Linked DNA regions of Homo sapiens: region 2 is linked to region 1. A link is an interaction called in ENCODE POLR2A ChIA-PET data of the cell type or tissue named here. Cell type or tissue: Panc1. All regions are shown on one strand. Each heading gives the region's core, and the rest is flanking DNA. Links, peaks and the distances in the headings are about the cores only.

Region 1 (10,776 bases), core at 1,040-9,039:
TGGCTTCCCTTGAGTGCTTATAGTAAAATGCAGGAAGACAGAAATGACTTAAAGACAGAATTCGTAATCAAAAAGAAAGTAAAACATAAAAATTTAGATTCTCAGCCTATTCATATTGGAAAAAATGAGAAAGCCTGTTGTGGCCAAGTGACTCTTTGATAAGGAGATTTAATACGGATGGGCCTTTTCAATGGAAGCCAGGTGCCACTCATCAAGACAATGAAAAAATGATCCCAAAGGCATTTTTAGAGATCACAAGGCTGGCATTTCTATTACAGACCAAGAGTGTCAGGGCCTGTGGGGCAGAAGGATTTCAAAGTTTTTCTCCAGAAGGTGGCTGTGCTACTGGGCTGCCCCAGGTTTAGCTCCAGCAGACCCAATTATTCATGAGCCATGATGACTGCCCCTCCCCATTCAGGGTACAGGCAGTAAATCTTGATATATGTAAGATGCTGTCGGCTGGCTCATGAGCCAAGGGGATGTGGATGTCTTCACTTAGATTTTAAAGGATGCCTCATAGAGCCATGGGCCCAGGCAGAGAACAATCACAGGGTCAGGGCCACTGCAAAGAGACCTCATTAGGGCAAAGTCCATTGGAGGTTTAGGGATGGGGATGCCCCAGAGATCCCAGACCAATAAAGCCAGAGGCATGAGATTCCAGCCTGGGATAGCTGCAGGCACTTGACTCCAACACGTAAGAGCTGTGGGGGAACAGGGCAACCCGAGGTCATGGAAGCATGGCTTCCCAGAGTCTTGGGGGTCCAACTCCTGCCTGGAGGGCAGAGACTGGACTCAAAGATTAGTCTTGAGACTTAAGGTTTTGGACCTGCTTGAAATCTATTTATCCCTTCCTTCTTTCCTATTTCTCACTTTGGAACAGAAATGTCTATCCTGTGCCTGTCCTACCATTGTATTTTGGAAGCAAAGAACTTGTTTGCTTTCATAGTTCACAGCTGGAGAAAAATTTGCGTCAGGATGAATCATACCTTAAGTCTCATCAGTTTCTGATTTAGATGATATTTAGATAAGATTTTGGACCTAGACATTAAAACTTGATGCTGCAGCCAGTTAAGACTTTGGGGACTATTAGGATGAAATGAATGTATTTTGTATGTGAGAAGGACATGAATTTTGGAAGGCCAGGGGAAAATGCTATGGTCTGAATGTTTGTGTCCCCCAAAAACTTCACATGTTGAAACCAAACCTCCAAGATGATGGTATTGGGAGGTAGGGTCATTTGGGAGGTGACTGCATCATATGAATGGGGTTAGTGCTCTTATAAAATAGGCCCAAGGGAGTTCATATTCCCCTTCCACCAAGTGATGACACAGTTAAAAGGTGCCATTTATGAGGAATGGGCCTTCCCCAGGCAAGTTGATCTTGGACTTACCAGCCTCCAGAACTGTGAGAAATTAATGTTTACTGTTTATAAACCACCAGTTTAGGGCATTTTTATTAATGCAGCCCAAATGGCCTCAGATAAGCAGCCTTGGCCAGCTTTCTCATCCTTGCCTTCAGCACCTGAAATGGTCCCTGACATACAACAGAGGCTCAGTGAAACTTGTTGAATAAGTGTCTACATGCTTCCCAATTTGATTTCCTCATTGTTGGGAGTTTCTGGGTCTGTTCCATTAAAAACATGAGGTAGAAATAATTGTGAGCCAAATTTGACAAATAATGTTAGGAATTTACTAAAAACAACTTAAAGAAAAACCTTTATGAAAGGGAGCAGAGTAAAAGAGAAGCCTTGTCAGTCTTCTAGCAGGCAGAATGGACTTCATGCAAAACCCAGAGCAGGCTCAGCCCTCCCTCCTCCATGAGTTCTGTGATGTGATTTCAAGCCCTCTCCTCCAAAAATGTCGCCCCATCGGCCTGTGCAGATGCCTGAAATTCTACTAATCATCCCTTTGGGTTAATTGAATCCCCCCGTTGGAAGGTAAATAAGCTATTGGAGAGGGCACTATGACACATAAGATTTCTATTAGTTAACAACACCTTTCTACAAGATGATTCCATGAAACCAGCAAGCAGGGGCCTGAAAAGCAGCAACAATAAGTAGCCGTATTTGTTTTACTAAGGGGAGAAGCCCAGGCCTTAGGGACCGTCCAAAAAGAGCCAACTAGAGTGAAAGGAGAAGGTGAGCCGACCAGCCCAGCCAACCTGAGGGGTAATCTGAGAATGCTGGGCACAAGGTGGGAGCAAGAGGAGACCCAGGCCCCAGCCACAGCCACCTTCACTTTACAGGTGGTAGCAGGTACTAGAGAAATCGTTGTTGAAGAGGGAAGTGAAGTATGCTATTTATTTAATTTAGTTTTTAAATAAACTTTCATATCATGCTTACTATGTGCCAGACACCCTTCTAAGTGTTTAGCAAATATTAACTTGAATTTAACCAGAGAAATGGCATTGTCCAAAGTCAGAGTCTGAAAGCCAACTTCACCAATTTCTGGCTGTGTGACCCCAGCCCGTGATTCATGCCTTCTGGGGCTCCTTTTTCTTTTCTTTTTTTTTTTTTTTTGAGACAGAGTCTTGCTCTGTTGCCCAGGCTAGAGTGCAGTGGCACCATCTTGGCTCACTGCAACCTCCTCCTCCCAGGCTCAAGCAATTCCCCTGCCTCAGCCTCCTGAGTAGCTGGGACTACAGGCGTATGCCAGCCCACCAGGCTAATTTTTGTATTTTTAGTAGAGACGGGGTTTCACCATGTTGGCCAGGATGGTCTTGATCTCCTCACCTTGTGATCCACCCACCTTGGCCTCCCAAAGGGGGGCTCATTTTTATCCCTTATAAAGGGGGCAGAATAGTAAAACTACCTCAAAATTATTGTGAGGAATTATCAAGCTATGAGCCATAGAGAAACTTTGTGGACTGTGAAATGTTTTGCAAATCATTGCTTATATATAAGTAAGCCTAGGACTGGCTCAGCCTCTAAAGCAAATAACAATAACAATAACAAAAAAATCGTCCTTTTCATCCTCATAACTGTTGCTGTCTATTATGTAGCTTGTGGGCAGCGGGGTTGGATGACTTCATTCAAGTCCTGGTTCCCAACCTATTAGCTGCATGGCTTTAAGCAAGCTGCTTAATCCCTCAGCAATTCTGCATTCTCCTCTATAAAACTAGGACTAATAATAGATCTACTCCATAGAGTTGCTGCGAAAACTTTTTCAAATGATGGAAATAAAGCTAAGGACAACAATCTAGAGCAAATGCACCATAAATCACACACATCTCTGCTCTTTCAAGCCTCATAGTGTTACAGAGTAGGTATTATTATAGCTATTATCCTCATTTCCAGAGGAAAAAGCTGAGAGCCAGAAAGGTTCGGTAACTTGCCCAATGCCACATACCTAGGGAGTGATAGAACTGGGATTCCTGGACAGGTCTGTCTGACTTGGATATTTTTGTGGTTGCCTAAGCAGATGTTCTCACTGTCCATAATGACATACCAGAAACACCTAAGGAAATTCTTGAGCAAAAGAAAAAAGAATTGCTTGGCCAGGTGCAGTGGCTCATGCCTATAATCCCAGCACTTTGGGAAGCCAAGGTGGGCACATTGCTTGAGCTCAAGGGTTCGAGACCTGCCTGGCCACATGACAAAACCCAGTCTCTACTAAAAATACAAAAATTAGCCAGGGATGGTGGCATGTGCCTGTGGTGCCAGCTACTCAGGAGGCTGAGGTGGGAGGATTATTTGAGCTTAGGAGGTGGAGGTTGCAATGAGTTCAGATCGCGCCACTGCACTCTAGCCTGGCTGACAGAGTGAGACCCCATCTCAAAAAAGAAAAAAAAAAGAATTGCAAAGCTAGAAAAGGAAAAGCAGTGACAAGTACCTTACTTCTCCTTAGTACTGCAAGTATTAAGGCTAAGTTGTTGCAGAAGGGAAACACAAAACCTTTAAACGCAAATGCTGAAGAGGCTCCCAGAAACCATCTGGTTCTACCTCCTGCCCAGTGCAGGCATATCAGAGCCTGGGACAGAGCCTGGGAGGTTATGAACCAAACTTGTCTCCTCTTGCTTCTGGGCCATGACCCAAACCTTGCAATTAGATATGACGGAGTTCTAGTCCACGGCGTGTGAGTGGAAGGGATGTGCACCTCTTCCAGGTTTGGTCTGTAATCACCTCCTTTTTTCTAAACTGTTTGATACAATTCAGCATGGTGACCAAAAATGCCACAGATAGAAAATGATGGAGCCACAGGATGAAAGAGGCCGGAGTTTCTGAGCCACCTCCTAAAGGAGAGCTGCCCACCCATCAGAAACACCCAGCTAGAACTTTACATGAACAAAACTAACTCTCTTTCACAAATGAACCATCATATAGTCCATTAGTCCCAGCAGCAAGCATAACTTTAACCAAACCAGGGGCCAGTGGACTTTCTGACTTTTGGCCCTCAACTTCTGCTTAACTCCTCCAGTGGTGGGGACTTCATTTCCTCCTGCAGTATTAACTCATTCTCATTCTTCATTTGTTCATTCCGCACATATTTATTGAGCTCCTACTACGTGCCAGACACTGTGCTAGGCACTGGGGAAGCAGTAATGAGAAAGGCACAAAGCCCTGTGCCCCAAGGAAGCTCATCACCCAGACTGGTGGGTAGAAAATGAACAAGCAGGCAGGCAAGAAGCATGATATGTATAGACTTTGCTAAGTAAGTTGCAAGAAAGAAACAGATTGATGAGACAGAATCACTGGGAAGAGGATCAACTTTAGCTGGAGGAAGAGAGCTTCGACGGAAGTTCACTCTGAGGAGGTGACTGAAACCTGAGACACAATGGCAGACACCCTAATCATTACACTTTCTTTTTTTTTTTTCTTTTAATAATAAGAAAGTGGTCTCCTTTAGGCCTGCTCCCAGTCCTAATTACATATTCTGGGGCCCCAGAGATGCCTATTGCTCCCTTTCCAATGACAGCTTCTCCAACATCCAACATTTGCAGACAGCTGTCACATTTCTCTCCTCCCCACTGGCCCTAGCAGAAGCCCCCACAGGATCTGCCGGCCCAGACACCTGCTGCAGGTATCAATAACAGCAAGCAACTTGCAGCAAGGGTCGGGGTAAATGAGGGAGTCCCTAGGATCCCTGTGCCCAGGCTATGTGGACCCTCCCAACATCTTAGGGGTAATTGGTCCCACTCCTACAACATTGCCTATAATATCTGCAGGGCTGCTTGCTAACTGCTGGCTCCTGTCAGGCATTTATTCTCTGACATCAGGGGGAGCAAGCGGGGTTAGAAGCCTTCAAGAGCTCCTGCTGGAAGCCTTCTCTCCCTCTCTTAAAAACAATTTATTTTTTTGATGTTAAAACCATGTTCCCCCTATGTCCCGGTTTGAACACCAAAACAAACCCAGCTGTCCCCAACACTAGGCTGAAACCACAGGCGTTTGGCTGCAGAGCCAAAGAGGCAGCAGGAGGAACTGCTCAGAATCTTGCCCCTCCAGCTTCCTGCCAAGCTCCACTCCAGAGGCAGGGAGGCCAGTGCTCCTCAAAGGCCCAGCCTCCCCATCCTCAGAGTTAACCAGGACAGCACCACCAGGGTCACAAGCCTGCCCTCCTCCTAGGGATGGGGGGTGGGGAGTGGTTCACAGGAGGCAGAGACTGATGCTGCACTCCTAGCACCTCTGGATCAACTAACACCCACGGCCCCATGCACCACGAGTGGTCTGCAGCAGCTCCAGGGCCCTGGACAGTCAGCAGAGCAGAGAGCTGATAGTCAGGCATTATGTCAACAACTGTTTTCCTTGCTTGGTTTGGGGATAAAAACAACTGCTGCTCCTTGCTTTCTCACACTTTCCACTGAGGTCACTTGGGGCACGACTGAGTCAAGACTTCCAGAGGGTGTGGAAATATCAGGGAAGCAAACAGTGAAGCTGTAAGCACAGGACGCACTGTGCCCAGCTTCCTCCGCCGCAGGGAAGTCACAGCAGAAGCATGCACCCTGCAAAACTGGCCTTCACACCACTTCATCTTCACACTACCTCATACTGCACTCAATCTGACCCCTAGGTATGGTTCTCCCAACTCACCTGGCCCTCCCCCTGCCCTCCTCACCCTCCACAATCAGGGCTGGGAGTAGGCTGAGGCCAGTGAAGCACAATTTTTTCTTTCTTTCTTTCTTTCTTTTCTCTCTCTCTCTCTTTTTTTTTTTTTTTTTTGGAGACAGAGTATCCCAGAGTATCCCTCTGTTACCCAGGCTGGAGTGCGGTGGCTCCATCTCAGCTCACTGCAACCTCCACCTCCCAAGTTCAAGCAATTCTCCTGCCTCAGCCTCCCAAGTAGTTGGGATTACAAGTGGCGCCCATGACCAGCTGATTTTCTTTTTTTTTTTTTTTTTTTTTTGCATTTTTAGTAGAGATAGGGGTCTCACTATGTTGCCCAGGCTGGTCTCAAACTCCTGAGCTTGAGTGATCTGCCTGCCTTGGCCTCCCAAAGTGCTAAGATTACAGGAGTGAGCCACTGCACCGGGCACAAAATTTAAGGAGGTGCTCACCCTCTGGGTCATGCAAGTTCAGGGTCCATCCTGAAAGCAAGCACCTTCTTACATTTTGCACCCTTGGCATCTCACTCCCATTACCCTGCAGAGGGCCCTGTGCATACCACTCAAACCCGGCTTTCCATGCAGATCCCTGGGAAAATACTTTATTTCTTTGATGTCTATCAGCTCATGTCCCAAACTGCTATTGGAAAGAATCTATACATGGCTTTACACACATATGTGAAAGAGTAAATCCACCTTGCAGAGGTTTTCTTTTGGTTTGGTTCGGTTTTGGCCAGATAGTACATTAATTTTTGAAAATGTGTTGACAATGTTTAAAATTCAGAAGAGTTCAAATTTAAAAAGACACACACATACATTTCTGGCTCCCCTTGAAAACACAGAAGACACAGTCCCTCTGGGCCGAGGTGGAGTGGCAGCTGCCCCTTTAGGCCCTGGAGACATGGCCTGTGCCCCTCAGTACCCCACAGTCCCACCTGTGCAAACTCACCATTTATATGACCTGCTTTATCCTTATAAGCATTTGGGGTTGCAACCTTTGGTCTAGAGAAAAACATAAAATGGCTTGTCTCTAATGGCGCAATTTCAGGCACAGGGCAGGGTAGAAGACTGGGGTGGACAGTAGGAGGAGAACTTTTCTGATGTCCTTGAAATCAGGCCATGGAGGCGGGTCCCCATTCCATCAGCGAGGATGCATAAAGAATTGAAACTTGAAGTTTACGGGTAGAAAAGTGTTATATGACAGCATCAGGAGTGTGGCTAGCACAAAGGGACTAACCCTGGATGGTAGGAGCCCTGGCACAGGGTCAGGAGGCCTCTGCGGGCATCCCACATTCGCCCCTGATCTCTGTTTGATGTTCAGTATGACTCTTTGAAGCCTCAGATTCCTCTTGTGGGCATCCCACATTCGCCCCTGCTCTCTGTTTGATGTTGAATACGACTATTTTGAAGCCTCACATTCCTCTTCTCTTCTTGAGGAGAATCAGGCTGGATTATTTCCCGTCTAGCTCTAACTCTTGACTTTAATGCTTACTATTCTTAGGTGGAATTATTCTAGTAAAAGAGAGTCTCAGAATATTGTTCAGGCCTAGCTTAGAAGAGCAATTGTGCGAAGATCAGAAACTACATTTCATTGATAGCATGGAATTTTGCAACGTTCGCAGCTCTCCTGATTCTTCCATAATTTCTTTGGTTCTGCTGAGAATATACATTTAGAGGAGATCAAACAATAGCCTGACTCAACAATCTCTTGCCTTAACAATTGCTTGTCTGTTTGAGAATTCACTAGGTGTGAAATCTACCTTCCCAAAACTTGCATCTCTACCCTGAAGATGCTGGAGGAGAATAAAGCTCCCTGCATTCTATGCAATCTGGATGGCAGGGTTTTGGTGGGGGGGAACCACGAAATATAGCCATGAGTAAAGCCCAGTCCTTGTCCTCAAAAAGATTACAGTAGGGCAGGGAGGGACACACAAAACCCATAAAATCCAAACATATGGCAGAGTAAGATAAAAGTGTATCAGAGCACCATGGCTCTCACTGCAGCCTTGAACTCCTGGACTCAAGTAATCCTCCCAGCTCAGCCTCTCGGGTAGCTGAGACCACAGGTGCCCGCCACCACTCCTGGCTTTAGACAACAAACTTTTATATCCAGGGAGGCAAAAGCTTGTGGGAAAATCAGAACAAAAAGTAAATGCGGCAGAGCAAAGCTGCAAAAGCAGCAACATGTTACTGCCCTTGACCATGTCTGGATCCTAGACACAAACTGAACTTGGTAGAGAAATTGGGGCTTAAACATGTATACATAGCATATTTCAGTAAACAAACTGTTTTCATTAAAAAAAGAAAAGTCTATCAGAGCTATGAAGTACTTGCTAGGAGGAGTCAAAAAAGGAAGGACTTATATAGGTCTAAGGCGGTGGGGTTTAGACAGGTAGTGAAGGATGGATAGGCACTGAACAGATGAGGATAAGTGGTAAGAAACAAGGGCTTCAGCCATTCATTCATCCACCAAAGACGAAAGCTTCCTACTGCCTGCTGTCACCCTAGGCATTGGGATATAGGCATTAATGAGACAGCCAGGCATCCTGCCTTCATGCCACTTACCTTCTAGTAGGGAACATAGACAAGTTCACAAATACCTAAGATAATATCAGATACTGTTAAATGCTAGGAAGGCTATTAAATGAGGTGATTATCATAGATAGTGACTATTAGATGGACAGGGAAGCCCTCTCTGAGCAGGCTCCAGTTGAGCTGGGTCATGAGATACTCTGGAGAACATAATTTCAGGAAGGAACAGCAAGTACAAAGGTCCTGAGGCAGAAACAAACAAACGAAAATAGCAATATGGCTGCAGGACAGGGAATTTTGGAGGAAGAAATTAGGAGATGAGGTTGAGAGGTGAACAAGGGCCAGATCATTTGGGGTCTCATAGGTCAGAGTAAGGAATCCAAATGAAATTCCTTTTGCTGTGGGAAGCCAATGGATAGAAGCTGACTTTATAATTGTAAAAGACCCTCTGGCTATTGTATAAGGAATGGACTACCAAAAGGCCAAATGGAAATGGGAGGCCATATTACCCTGCTCAGGCTGCCATAACAAAATGGCATAGACTAGGTGGCTTAAACAGTGGAAATGATTTCTCTCAGTTCTGGTGACTGGAAGCCCAGGATCAAGGTTCCTAGTGAGGGCTCTTTTCTGGCCTCCAGAAGGCTGCCTTCTCACCAGGTCCTCACACAGACTATCCTCAGTGTGCTCAGGCAGAGGGAGAGAGGGATGTCTCTCCTCTCTCTCACTTCTTATAAAGCAACAAATGCTATTGGATTAGGACCTCACCTTTAAGCCCTCATTCAACCTTAATTAAGGTAATTACCTCCTAAAAGCCCCATCTCCTAATACAATCACATTTCAGGTTAGAACTTGAAAATATTTGGGTGGGGGAAGGGGATGGGGAATAATTTGATCTTTAGCAGATACCAATGAAGAGTTAATGGGTATCCTAGCAAAACTTATCCCAGGGATCTGAAAGAACAGGAGGATGAAACAGACTTTACCCTGGTGAGGGGACTCTGGCCTCACACGGTCATGTTTATAGCCTGCTTTGCCACTTAGATACTTTTAATCACTGAAAAATAGAAGGAGGCCAGGCACAGGGGCTCACACCTGTAATCCCAACACTTTGGGAGGCCAAGGCAGGCAGATCACTTGAGGCCAGGAGTTTGAGACCAGCGTGGCCAACACGGTGAGACCCCCATCTCTACTAAATATACAAAAATTAGCCAGCATGGTGGCACATGCCTTTAATCCCAGATACTTGGGAGGCTGAGGCACAAGAATCTCTTGAATCCAGGAGATGGAAGTTGCAGCAAGTGAGAGAGAGAGAGAAGATGAAAGGAAGAAGGAAGGAAGGAAGGAAGGAAGGAAGGAAGGAAGGAAGGAAGGAAAGAAAGAAAGAAAGAAAGAGAAAGAAAGAAAGAAAGGAGGGAGGGAGGGAGAGAAAGAATGAAAGAAAGAAAGAGAAAGAAAGGGAAAGAAAGGAGGGAGGGAGGGAGAGAGGGAGAGAAAGAATGAAAGAAAGAAAGAAAGAGAAAGAAAGAGAGCAAGCGAGCAGTTTTCTTGTTTCTAGAATAATTAGTATGGGTCTCCATCCCAAGACAGACTTTTTGGTCCTGTGCTAGAAAAGACTTCCTGAGCTAATTCATTTCATTTATTTCTAAGTATCTTGTTTTCATCATGGCATCTCCTGCAGGAAATGAAAATAGCCAGCAGCTTCGGCATAGAGAGACTGAGAGGTCCCAGCCCAACACCTCAGGACAAAGGCAGGGCATAGCAGATTAAATGCCACCATTGCTGCAGTCGCCTGCTCTCACTTTTCTCTCCCTGTCAAAGCTGATATTGAGTGTACTCTCCCTGTGAATTGAGCATTCTGTCATCAAAAAGCTCGGTGATGAAGCTTATCTCATTTTTAAAATCAAGACTTGTCTCCCGTCTTTAATACTGGATGACTAATACCTAGGTCATTTTTTAAAAACTAAATTAATTTGATGCTCTGATTCCCTGTTGTTGTGCAACAAATTACCTTAAAACGTAGTGGCTTAAAATAGCCATTTTATTTTGCTCACAGTTTTGTCAGGAATTGTCTTTAAACATGACAAGATGATAAAATAAAGTATGACCAATTCAGCAAACATGTATTGAGCACCTACCATGTCTCCATTACACCAGCCTGTCCTGCAGGCAAAAGCAAAGACACAGTGGGGTAGAATTTATGGGTGCATT
Region 2 (10,776 bases), core at 1,786-9,785, 170 kb before region 1:
GAATCACCAGCTGCATATGGGAAATGGGAAAACGCTGGGGCTCCTTCCTGATTGAGAATCTCTGCAGGTGGGTGGGAATTTGCCATTGTAATAATGCCAGAGATCATTCTTAACATATTAAAAGTGAAGGAGTCACTGGGCATGGTAGTCACAAAGGCTGGGAGTTTCAGAGTTGAAGGTGACTTTGAAGGCCTCTTTCCTACTTCTTTTGGCCCTTAAAAAAAAAGTGTCTTGGTGCCCCATTCTCTCCTTCCCCACTCCTCCCTCCACCCACCCTTCTCCTCTATCCTATTTACTCTTTTTGCCTCCCCTCTGCCTGGTTCAACTACATACTCCTGAAGCCTTTGCCCTCTGCTTGCCTTCCTCTATCAGAACTCGTTTCCTTCCTGCCAGGGCTCAAGCTGACTTTCCCCAACCAATTTCACATGAAGGGGCCAGTTACAGCTTCCAGCACTCTCAAGTCTCAGTTTCTGTTTTTAAGCAGATCTTTTATCACTTTATCAAGGCGTTCCTAGAGAAATTCCAAAAGAAGAATATCCATCATCTGTCCCAGGTAAGTGAGGAATATACTGTGGGACAAGGGCCCCGTTCCCCAGCCTGTGTAGCCATCACAAGTCAGGCCAGCAGGTCCTCATACCTGACAGCCTGATTCCCAAATGGCCAATTCCTGGACTCCTTCATCCTCTACCATCTCTTACCCTCCTCTACTTTCCAAAGCAAGAAAACAGGGTGTTTCCTTTTTGCATAGGAAAAGCCTCCTTCCCCTGGCCTGTCTTCATCCTATTACCCAGCTCCAGATCTCGGATCGCGACCTAGATTTACTAATGCCTCCAATTCATTTTCCAGGGAGCTGGCAGCTTCCCTCCTGGTCAGGGCCTGGCCCGGGCCTGGCCCATGGAGCCCTATTCTTCTGTTTGCTGATTTCTGCTGCGACATTCGGCTCATAATATCAGAATTATCAAGGCTGATGCTTCCCCAAATAATTATTAATAAGAACCCATTCCATGAGTTTTTTGTTCTAGGAAGGGAGTTGTCTTCAACATATATATATTTGTTTGTTTGTTTGTTTTGAGACGGAGTCTCACTCTGTTGCCGGACTGGAGTGCAGTGGCACAATCTCGGCTCACTACAACCTCTGCCTCCCAGGTTGAAGCGATTCTCCTGCCTCAGTCTCCCGAGTACCTGGGACTACAGGTGCGCACCACCAAGCCTAGCTAATTTTTATGTTAGTGGAGACGGGGTTTCACTTCAGCCAACATTTTAAAAGATTGTTTTTGCTTGGTTTGAGGAATGGTTTTTTTGAATTTCTTTCTTTTAAATTGAGAGGAAGAATAAAATAGACCCGAGGGTAAAAAGATAAAGATGGGAGGTAGGGTTGGGGAAAGACTAGTATTTTAGCAGTCCGCAGTGCGGGATGGGAGATGGTCAGCCTTCCAGCTGGGGAGAAACCAAAGTCAGGAAGCCAAGGGTGAGAATCCCGAGAACTAAGCAACACTGAGACTGGCCAGAATAGTCACTCTTTTACTGTACGCTATGTCTTACAGAAATACCTTCAGAAAGAATAGGTTGAAAAAGCCCTGCTGGGCTGGGCGCGGTGGCTCACGCCTGTAATCCCAGCACTTTGGGAGGCCGAGGCGGGCGGATCACGAGGTCAGGAGATCGAGACCATCCTAGCTAACACGGTGAAACCTCGTCTCTACTAAAAATACAAAAAATTAGCCGGGCGCGGTGGCGGGCGCCTGTAGTCCCAGCTACTCGGGAGGCTGAGGCAGGAGAATGGCGTGAACCTGGGAGGCGGAGCTTGCAGTGAGCCGAGATTGCGCCACTGCAATCCGGCCTGGGCTAAAGAGCGGGACTCCGTCTCAAAAAAAAAAAAAAAAGAAAAAGCCCTGCTGCACCTCATCAACATCTAGAACAGGGGTCAACAAACTATAGTCCACCCCCTATTTTTGTAAAGTTTTATTGGAACAGAGCCACACCCATTAATATTCTCTACAGCAATTTTTACCTTACAACAGCAAGAGTAGCTGTAACAGAGACCATATGGCCTGCAAAGTCAAAAATATTTACTATTTGGCCCTTTACAGACAAAAAGTTTGCCAACCTCTGGTGTAGAATGCTGTATCCTATAATGCACCACTTTACAAACTTGTTTCCTTAGCAACAGAATGCATTTCTGTGAAAAATATTTTAAATGTGGAAACCCACGAAAAAGATAAGTGCAGAGAAGAGACAGCAGTCACAGTCCCAAGACCTCAGCCTTCCCTTTGCTCCCCTCTCCTAATGGTGTTTCTAAAACCCAGGGTTCCGTGAAATCGAGTTTGAAAATAGCTTCAGAGCACATGCTTTTTGAGGGCAAGACACTGCTTTAATTTCTTATGTGTCTATTTAGTAACTGGCAGCTAAAATACACTCAAGTTTGACAGATGAGGGATGAAGTGCTTCTAGTCAAGACCCAAATCCCCATGGCTGCTGTTGAACATCTTTCTGTCTTCTGTCATCCAAACTCCCCTCAAGAGTGACTCACACCCACTGTCTTCTCTTCCTATACCTTCATGTCACTGGCTTTTGACTTTAGCCCCATTGCTGTGCTTGAACTGTTGTCACCAAGGTCCCCAGTGATATCTTTAGCTACTACAGGACATGGGCATTCTCCAGTTCTTCTCCTCAGGTGACCTTTTGAGCATCTGACAACTCCTGGATCTCACTACCCCTTTGGGTTCTTTTTTCTAACACCTTAGTTTAAATGTATTTTATTTTACTTTTAGTTGACAAATAATAATTGTATATATTTATGGGGTGCATGTGATGTTTTGATACATGTAGACATTGTGGAATGATCAAATCAGGCTACTTAACATACTCATTACTGAAACTTTCCTTTTTTGTGATGATAACATTTAAAATCCATTCTTTTAGCTATTTTGAAATATATAATACATTATATTAACTGTAGTCACCATACTATGTAATAGAATACCAGAACCTATTCTCCTGTCTAATGGAAACTTTGTACCCTTTGGCAAACATCTCCCTTGTCCCCGTTCACATCCTCCTGCCACCTTCTATTCATAGAGTAAGGGGTTAATATCTAAAATATACAAGAAACTCAAACTACTTAATAATAGGAAAACAAGTAACCCTATAATAAAATAGGCAAAGGATCTGAATAGACATTTCTTGAAAGAAGACATACAAATGGCCAGCAGATCTATGAAAAAATTCTCAACATCTTGAAGCATCAGAAAAATGCAAATTAAAACCACAATGAGATATCACCTTACCACTTTTGATCAGCAATTGTAAAAAAGATGAAAAATAAAAAGTGTTGGTGAGAATGTGGAGAAATGGGAATGCTTGTACACTATTGGTGATATTATAAGTTAATATAGTCATTTTGGAAAACAGTATGAAGATTCCTCAAAAAGCTGAAAATAGAACTACAATATGGGGCGGGCACAGTGGCTCACACCTGTGATCCCAGCCCTTTGAGAGGTCAAGACAGGTCGGTCAACTGAGGTCAGGAGTTTGAGACCAGCCTGGCCAACATGGGGATACCCCATCTCTACTAAAAATACAAAACTTGGCCAGGCATAGTGGCTCACGCCTGTAATCCCAACACTTTGGGAGGCCGAGGCAGGTGGATCACGAGGTCAGGAGTTCAAGACCAGCCTGGCCAAGATGGTGAAACCCCATCTCTACTAAAAATACAAAACTTGGCCAGGAGTGGTGGCTCACGTCTGTAATCCCAACACTTTGGGAGGCCAAGGCAGGTGGATCACGATGTCAGGAGTTCAAGACCAGCCTGGCCAAGATGGTGAAACCTCGTCTCTACTAAAAATACAAAAATTAGCTGGGCGTGGTGGTGGGTGCCTGTAATCCCAGCTACTCGGGAGGCTGAGGCAGGAGAATTGCTTAAACCCCAGAGGCAGAGGTTGCAGTGAGCCAAGATCGCTCCACTGCACTCCAGCCTGGGCATACAGCGAGACTCTGTCTCAAAAAAAAAAAAAAAAAAAAAAGAACTGAACTATGATATGATCCAGCAACTCCACTTCTGGGTATGTATCCGAAGGAATTGAAATGAGTATGTCGAAGTGATGTCTGTACTGTCATGTTTACTGCAGCATTACTTATAATAGCCAAGATATCAAAATAGCTGAAGTGCCCATCAATTGATAAGTGGATTAAAAATGTGGTCTACATACATGACAGAGTACTATTTAGCCTTTAAAAAGAAAAAAATTCTGTCATTTTCAACAACCTGAATGGACCTAGAGGACATTAAGCTAATTGAAATAAGCCAGACACAGAGAGACAAATACCACATGACCGCACTTACTGTGGAATCTGAAAAGTCAAAACTCTTGGCTTCTTGTTACTCCACAATCTCCAGGTTATTTTTGACTGTCTTTGGCCTTTGCTTCCCTGTGTCTGAAGTGAGCTCCTCTTTCTCTGACCTCTTCTTAAACGAAGATATACTTTAAGCATTGACATCATCTCAAATCTAAATCTAAATGTTGAGTGCTCACAAGTTTCTATTTCAAGCCCAGGCTTACCTCCTAAGTTTCAGACTCATTTATCTAACTCTCTGCTAGATAACTCCACCTGGCACTCCAAACTCAACCTGTCGCAATTTGAACTCACCATATTCCTTACAGCTGATTCCTCTTTGGAATTCTCTCTGTCACTTGAGGATACCATCATCTGGCCAGTTGTTGTCAACTACAACCCTGTGACCTTGGCATCTTAAATCAAACAACCAAATTCTACCCATTTTGTGATCTGAGACTTCTTGGCTCCATCCCCTGTCTCCCTCCCTTATTATCTCTCTCAAGATGGCTATAGCAGCCTCCTACCTGGGCTCCTGAATCTTGTGCTGTAATCCATTCTGCATTCTGCAGCTACAGGAATTATGCCAGTCACCATCCCCAACATTCACATACCTGTAAGCCATCTATGGCTTCCCAGTGCACACAGGGTAAAGGCCAGATCCATGGTGATGGCTTACAAGGGCCTACAAAGGCTGGTCCTTGTTTGTCTTTTCCTGTCTCATTTTCTATATTCTCCTTCACTCACTGCCTCCCAGCTATACTGATCTCTCTATTTGTCAAACATGCCACGCTTCTTCCAACTAGAAAGGCTTTATCCATGTTGTTCCCTCTGCTTGGTGAATAACTCCTATTCATCCTGTAAATCTTAGCTCAAACATCACTTTCTCTGGGATGCTGCCTTCCCTGACCAAAAATAAAATATAGTCATCATGGGATCCTAGGCACCATGAACGTCTCCTTCTTAACTCATCGCAGCTATAATTTCACACTTGTTTTTATAATTATTGCTTAATATATATATTCACTTACTAGACCCTAAACTTCAAGAAGGCAGGAGCCAAGTCTGATTTTTCTCTTAGACATATCCCAGTAGCTCCCCCAGTTCTGCATATCCACAGCCCTTAGCACAGGGCTGGCTTCTGAAAGTACAAATAATTACTGTGTGAATTAAATTATTTACTGTTGTGGTTTGAAGGAATGCTCTAAAACTCATGCTGACACTTAACCCCCAATGTGGTAATATTGAGAGGTGGGAACTTTAAGAGGTAATTAAATGGTGAGGGCTCTGCCCTCATGAGTGGATTAATACATTCATGGATTAATTGATTAATGGGTTATTGTGGGAGTAGAACTGTTGGCTTTATGAAAACAGGAAGAGAGACCTGAACTAGCATGCTAGCACACTCAGCCCCCTCACCATGTGATGCCCTGCACCACCCTGACAATCTGCAGAGAGTCCCCACCAGCAAGAAGGCTCTCACCAAATGCAGCCTTGGATTTCTCAGCCTCCAGAACCGTAACAAAAAAAAGTTATTTTCTCTATAAATTACCTAGTTCCAGGGATTCTGTTATAAGCATCATTAAACAGACTGATATACTTACCTTTCATCCAGACTTGTTCCCCTGAAATCCACCCTGAACACATTCTACCTAAAATACCCATGAGACCTTGTCCCTGCCCTGCCCTTCAGTGGCTCCCCTTGGCCTGCAGGATGAAGTCAAGCTTCATGCTATACAAGCCCCATCACAATCATTACCACTCTCTAGGCTCATCTCTGCCCTCGTTGCTGGGCACATCATGCTCCAGAAGCCCGGTTCTGCTTCCTGATTTCAGCACACATCACGCTATTTCACACCTAGGACGGCTGCTCCTGGGATGTAATTCACTGGGATTCACCAATTGTTAATGTTTTAGCACAATCACTTCTTCTCTCTCTCCCCCTGTATGTGTGCATATGTGTGTATGTGTATTTGGGGGAGCATTTGAAGCCATCATGGCACTTCACCCCTGAACGTTTCTGAAGGTGTCATCTAAGAACAAGGTCATTCAATTTCATCACCACAACGTAACTGTCACATCTGGGAAATTAAGCATTAATATAATACTACTCTAAGGACCGTATCCCTAATTATCTAATTAATGTTATAGTTTTTTGTTTTGTTTTGTTTTCTCTGATATCTCATCTCATCCTCCCTGCCCCTCACCCATCTCCAGTCTACATCTGGTTTGCTGACTCTACTTCCTTTTTTCCGCAATGATTTCAGAAAGGGCAGAGATGACCAGTTGTACACCAAAACCTGTTTCTTCTTCTTCTTCCCCAGCACACAGCTTGACCTCATTTCTGAGCCTCCCTTGAAGCTGTGTATGTGACTGTATGGCTGAGTTCTAATGACAGAGGTGGGTATGATTCTCAGGCCACGGTTTTTATGAAGCAGCAAGTTCTTGTGCATGCTCTCTCTTTTGTCAGCTCAGTGCCAACGATGAAGACAAGCCTTTAGGGAGGAGTGGAACCACAAGATAGAAAGAGCCGTGGGTCATCATATCAATGGATGGAAGAGAGTCTCATATCAAGCAGGAACACCTGCCTTGGGTTTATAGGTAGGTAACAATAAGCTTCTATTATGTTTGAGCCATTTCACAATTGAAGATCTATTTGTTATAGCAGCCAATGTCACCAAATGTGGTTAATATTCTTCTATAGAAAAGGGACTAGATGGATTTTCTTATCTAGAACCTCTTACCTTAAGAGAAAATGAGAAGTAGAGGAGAAGCCTTGGGCATGATTTTCTAGGCAGAAGTCATCCCAGGAGCTAAAGGGAGGAGAAGGAGCATGGATAGATGTAAGAACTCAGTGTATGGAAACTCCATCCCCAGATCTCTGTCTGCTAACATGCGTGAGTGTGCTTGCAACTAGTTATACCTTTGTGCAATGAGGATTCCATTTAAATCTTAAGGAGCATTGGAGAAAACAGTTAACACAGAGACTGTTTATGAATGCAGAACGTCTAACAAAGTGAAAAGAGAAAATCTATAAAAGTTTGCTTTAACAATGTGAAAGTAAATGAATAAATAATTATAGCCATTATGTAAACTTCTCATTTTGTCTAATTACCATGCAACACAACAATAAGATTTATCATTAAATATGTCAGATTCACTTTGTTGTTCATTCATTTGATCGCAATTCCAAATTTTGTTCTTGAATGTACAGCCTGCATTGTTTGTTGTTCATAGCTGAAGAAATTAGAGGAAAACTTACTCAACACTCAGCTTTATAGCTGAGGAAAACTTGAGAACTTTTCATCAGCATCTAAATGTTATGGTTCTTCATAACTTGTTTTAATTTTCGACCATGTGGACTGAATTGGAAGTAGGCTGAAAAGTGAGAAATGTTGCTGAGCCAGACATCTCAGGCTTTTGATGGGTCCTCTGGTTCCATCCAGTCTGGGGTGCTGCATGCCGCATTCCTGCTCAGTTAGATGAGGCTGGAGTTTGTCAATTCCAGAGTCTGACTTCACTTCCAATCCCTGGACATCTCGGTATATCTAATTAATTGCATGTATATTATTTGTATATATTAATTGCTTAATAATATACCAATGATGCTAAAGTGCCCCAGCAGAGTTATTCTATGTGAGCAGAAATGGAAAATATTCAACACTTCAACACCATATAATGCTAATAACATAATATAATTATAACATAATAACAGCATCTGACACTTACATAATTATACATAATAACAGCATCTGACACTTACTGGGCATGTACGTGGTGTCAAACACTGTTTTACATCTCAGTGTATCTTTATAACAATTCCACGAGAGAGGTAGAGTGGTTCACTACTTTCCAACCTTAAAGTTTGAGGGCCTATGGAACTTGCCCAAGGTCTCAGTCCCCTGGTAACTGTTGGAAGTTCTCATTCATTATTTTTTCTTACAATATCCTGAGATAATGTCAATCCTGGTATAGGCAAAACTGTGAAGTGGGGGAATTTGTGTTCACTGCTCTTTCATTGCTCTTTGAAGAATTTGGGAATATGGACGTTGGTTTGGGGTTGAGTGGGAGGGCTCATTGGTTTGGGGTTGGGTGGGAGGGCTCACTGTAACAAGTTATATATATACATATTATTTACCATGTATATATTTTGCTGAGGCCAACCCAATTCTCAATGAGCCTATGATCTAGTTGAAGAAGGCTAAACAGTCAACAGGCAGTTGCAATCCAGTGGGATAAGTGCTGTGATGGGAGAAGTTAAGACTCTGTGGAAACCTCTAACCAAATTCGAGGGCAATCAGGAAAGGCTTCCTGGAGAAGGCATCTATGTTGAGGCCTACAGGACAGGAGGCAATAAACCAGAAGGAGTGAGAAGACAAGAAAAGAGGGTTCCAGGCAGCAGAACCAGTACAGCTGTGTAGATGAGAAGAGACTGGCGAACAGGTGTTGACAGTACACTGGCTTCATCAGATAAGCATCGAGTGCTCCTTTCCAGAAACTTTTTCCTTGCCTGCTACAGTGCCTGATTTTCTCAACATTGATCCATTAACAAACAATTCTATCAATACATCTATAGCATTTATTACTTATTTACTACACAAAGCATTGGGTAAAGAATTGAGAATTCAAAGAACTCTGAGACCCTGCCTCTGCCTTCTAAGAGTTTTACTGAGTGCGGGTGGGGTTGGAACATTCTCAGAGAAAAAAGAAAAATGTAAATAATAAAGCAGGTTTTTGAATAAGAGGAAGAAAAATGCCATGGTGAATCACTCAAGCTTTGGAGTCAAACCTTACTTCCACCATTGACTACCTAGGTGACCTTGCACAAATTACTTACCTTTTTGATCCTCAGTTCTCAATCTATACAATTGGAATAATAACACATCATTTTCAAGACTGTTGCAAGGACTAAACAGTTAATGCTTGCACGGCACTTAGAGCATGCTGCTCAGCACAGAGCAAGCTCACAATAAATGTTTTAGCCATTATGATATTACTATAATTAATTCACCACATAAATACTTGAGTGCCTGCTCTGTGATGCCTTTCCTGCTTTTTACTTCATGCCCTTTTGGCTCCATGCCGTACCAGCCATTGCCCTAGCACCTGTCTCTCCTCTTTCCACTGGATTCTTCTCTCCAGTCAGCATCATCTGGTCAAAGAAGCATAAACCATGAGCTCTGGAAAAACTGGTTTGTCTGTCTCACAAGCAGGCCTCAGAGTTCCCTGGGCACCTCTCTAAATCTCCCTGGACTGTTTGTCTTACCATACAGGGAGACTATTCTCTCCTGACCGACTGCAACCTTCTGTTCCCACTCACATAGCAGTGAGTTATATACAACACAGGGACATCTCTCACTGTGTTATGATCTACTTCTATCTATTACTAATTCTATTAACATTTAACATTTGCTGAGCCTGTATTAGGTACTGGAAGGAGTTGACAAGGGACTTGCATAGGATTATTAAGTTGGGATGAAACATCTAGCCTTAAACCATTATGGAGTGCATGCTCAAATAGAATCAGCAATCAAAAGCAGTTTTTTTAAAAAAGACTAAAATCTAGTCAATTTATGTATTTACCTACTTGTTTACTTATGGCCAATGTTGATATCTCCTGTATTTCCAAACCCAGTGCCAGGGAAAACTGGAACACCATTAAGATAAGCTGGAAAATGACATGGGAGAGCAGGCCTGATGATGCTGGTGGGACATGGTAGGTTTAGAGTTGTGGACAAGTTAATTTCAGGGCCATCCAAGGCACGGTGTGCAAGTGAAAATGTCCAATCAAGCAGTTGGCAATTTGGGAATAGAGTCAAAGAGAGGGGACAGGCAGCAGTAGATTTAGGCATCCTTCCCAGAGGAATGGCCACCCCTTAAATAAAAGTCTTCTGGGGCCGGGCGCGGGTGGATCACGAGGTCAGGAGATTGAGATCATCCTGGCTAACATGGTGAAACCCCGTCTCTACTAAAAATACAAAAAATTAGCCAGGCATTGTGGTGGGTGCCTGTAGTCCCAGCTACTCGGGAGGCTGAAGCGGGAGAATGGCGTGAACCCGGGAGGCAGAGCTTGCAGTGAGCCGAGATCGCGCCACTGCACTCCAGCCTGGGCAACAGAGCGAGACTCTATCTCAAAAAAATAAATAAATAAATAAAAATAAAAGATAAAAGTCTTCTGGGATCAGAAGTCCCGGTGAAGGGGCGAATATTTTATGAGGGTTTTGGTAACACTTCACCAGGGGTACTTAGACTTCTTTGCCAAAGGTTAGAGAAAGTGGACTAAGACCCAAGGGGTCTGGGCTGCAACCCCCGGCCGCTTATCTTTGAAGTCTCTTGTTTTAAAACATCGTGTGAATTTTTCATTCCATTCCACAATATACAAATAAGGTTTTAAATTACCTTTGAGTAAAACTGACATTGCAGTATGACAGGTGGCATTTAGCCTGC

Evidence for each region. Peaks named below come from ENCODE experiments on the same cell type or tissue, not always from the same donor. Only the 100,000 strongest peaks of a DNase experiment are listed, where the experiment ranks them.
Region 2: POLR2A ChIA-PET joins it to region 1 with 5 read pairs; 3 of 35 experiments call an interaction of 5 or more read pairs at or near these places.

What each region holds. Positions count from the first base shown.
Region 1 is chr5:159,814,411-159,825,186 of GRCh38, forward strand. All of the region lies in intron 2 of LINC01847 (long intergenic non-protein coding RNA 1847), which reads right to left. Among named protein-coding and RNA genes, the nearest start is that of LINC01847, 52 kb to the right of the region's middle. In Panc1, for the core only: no CTCF peak of the experiment used is centred there; a DNase peak (open chromatin) is centred at 5,811; H3K27ac peaks cover 236 bases.
Region 2 is chr5:159,646,640-159,657,415 of GRCh38, forward strand. No RefSeq gene overlaps it. Among named protein-coding and RNA genes, the nearest start is that of LINC01845, 190 kb to the left of the region's middle. In Panc1, for the core only: no CTCF peak of the experiment used is centred there; no DNase peak of the experiment used is centred there.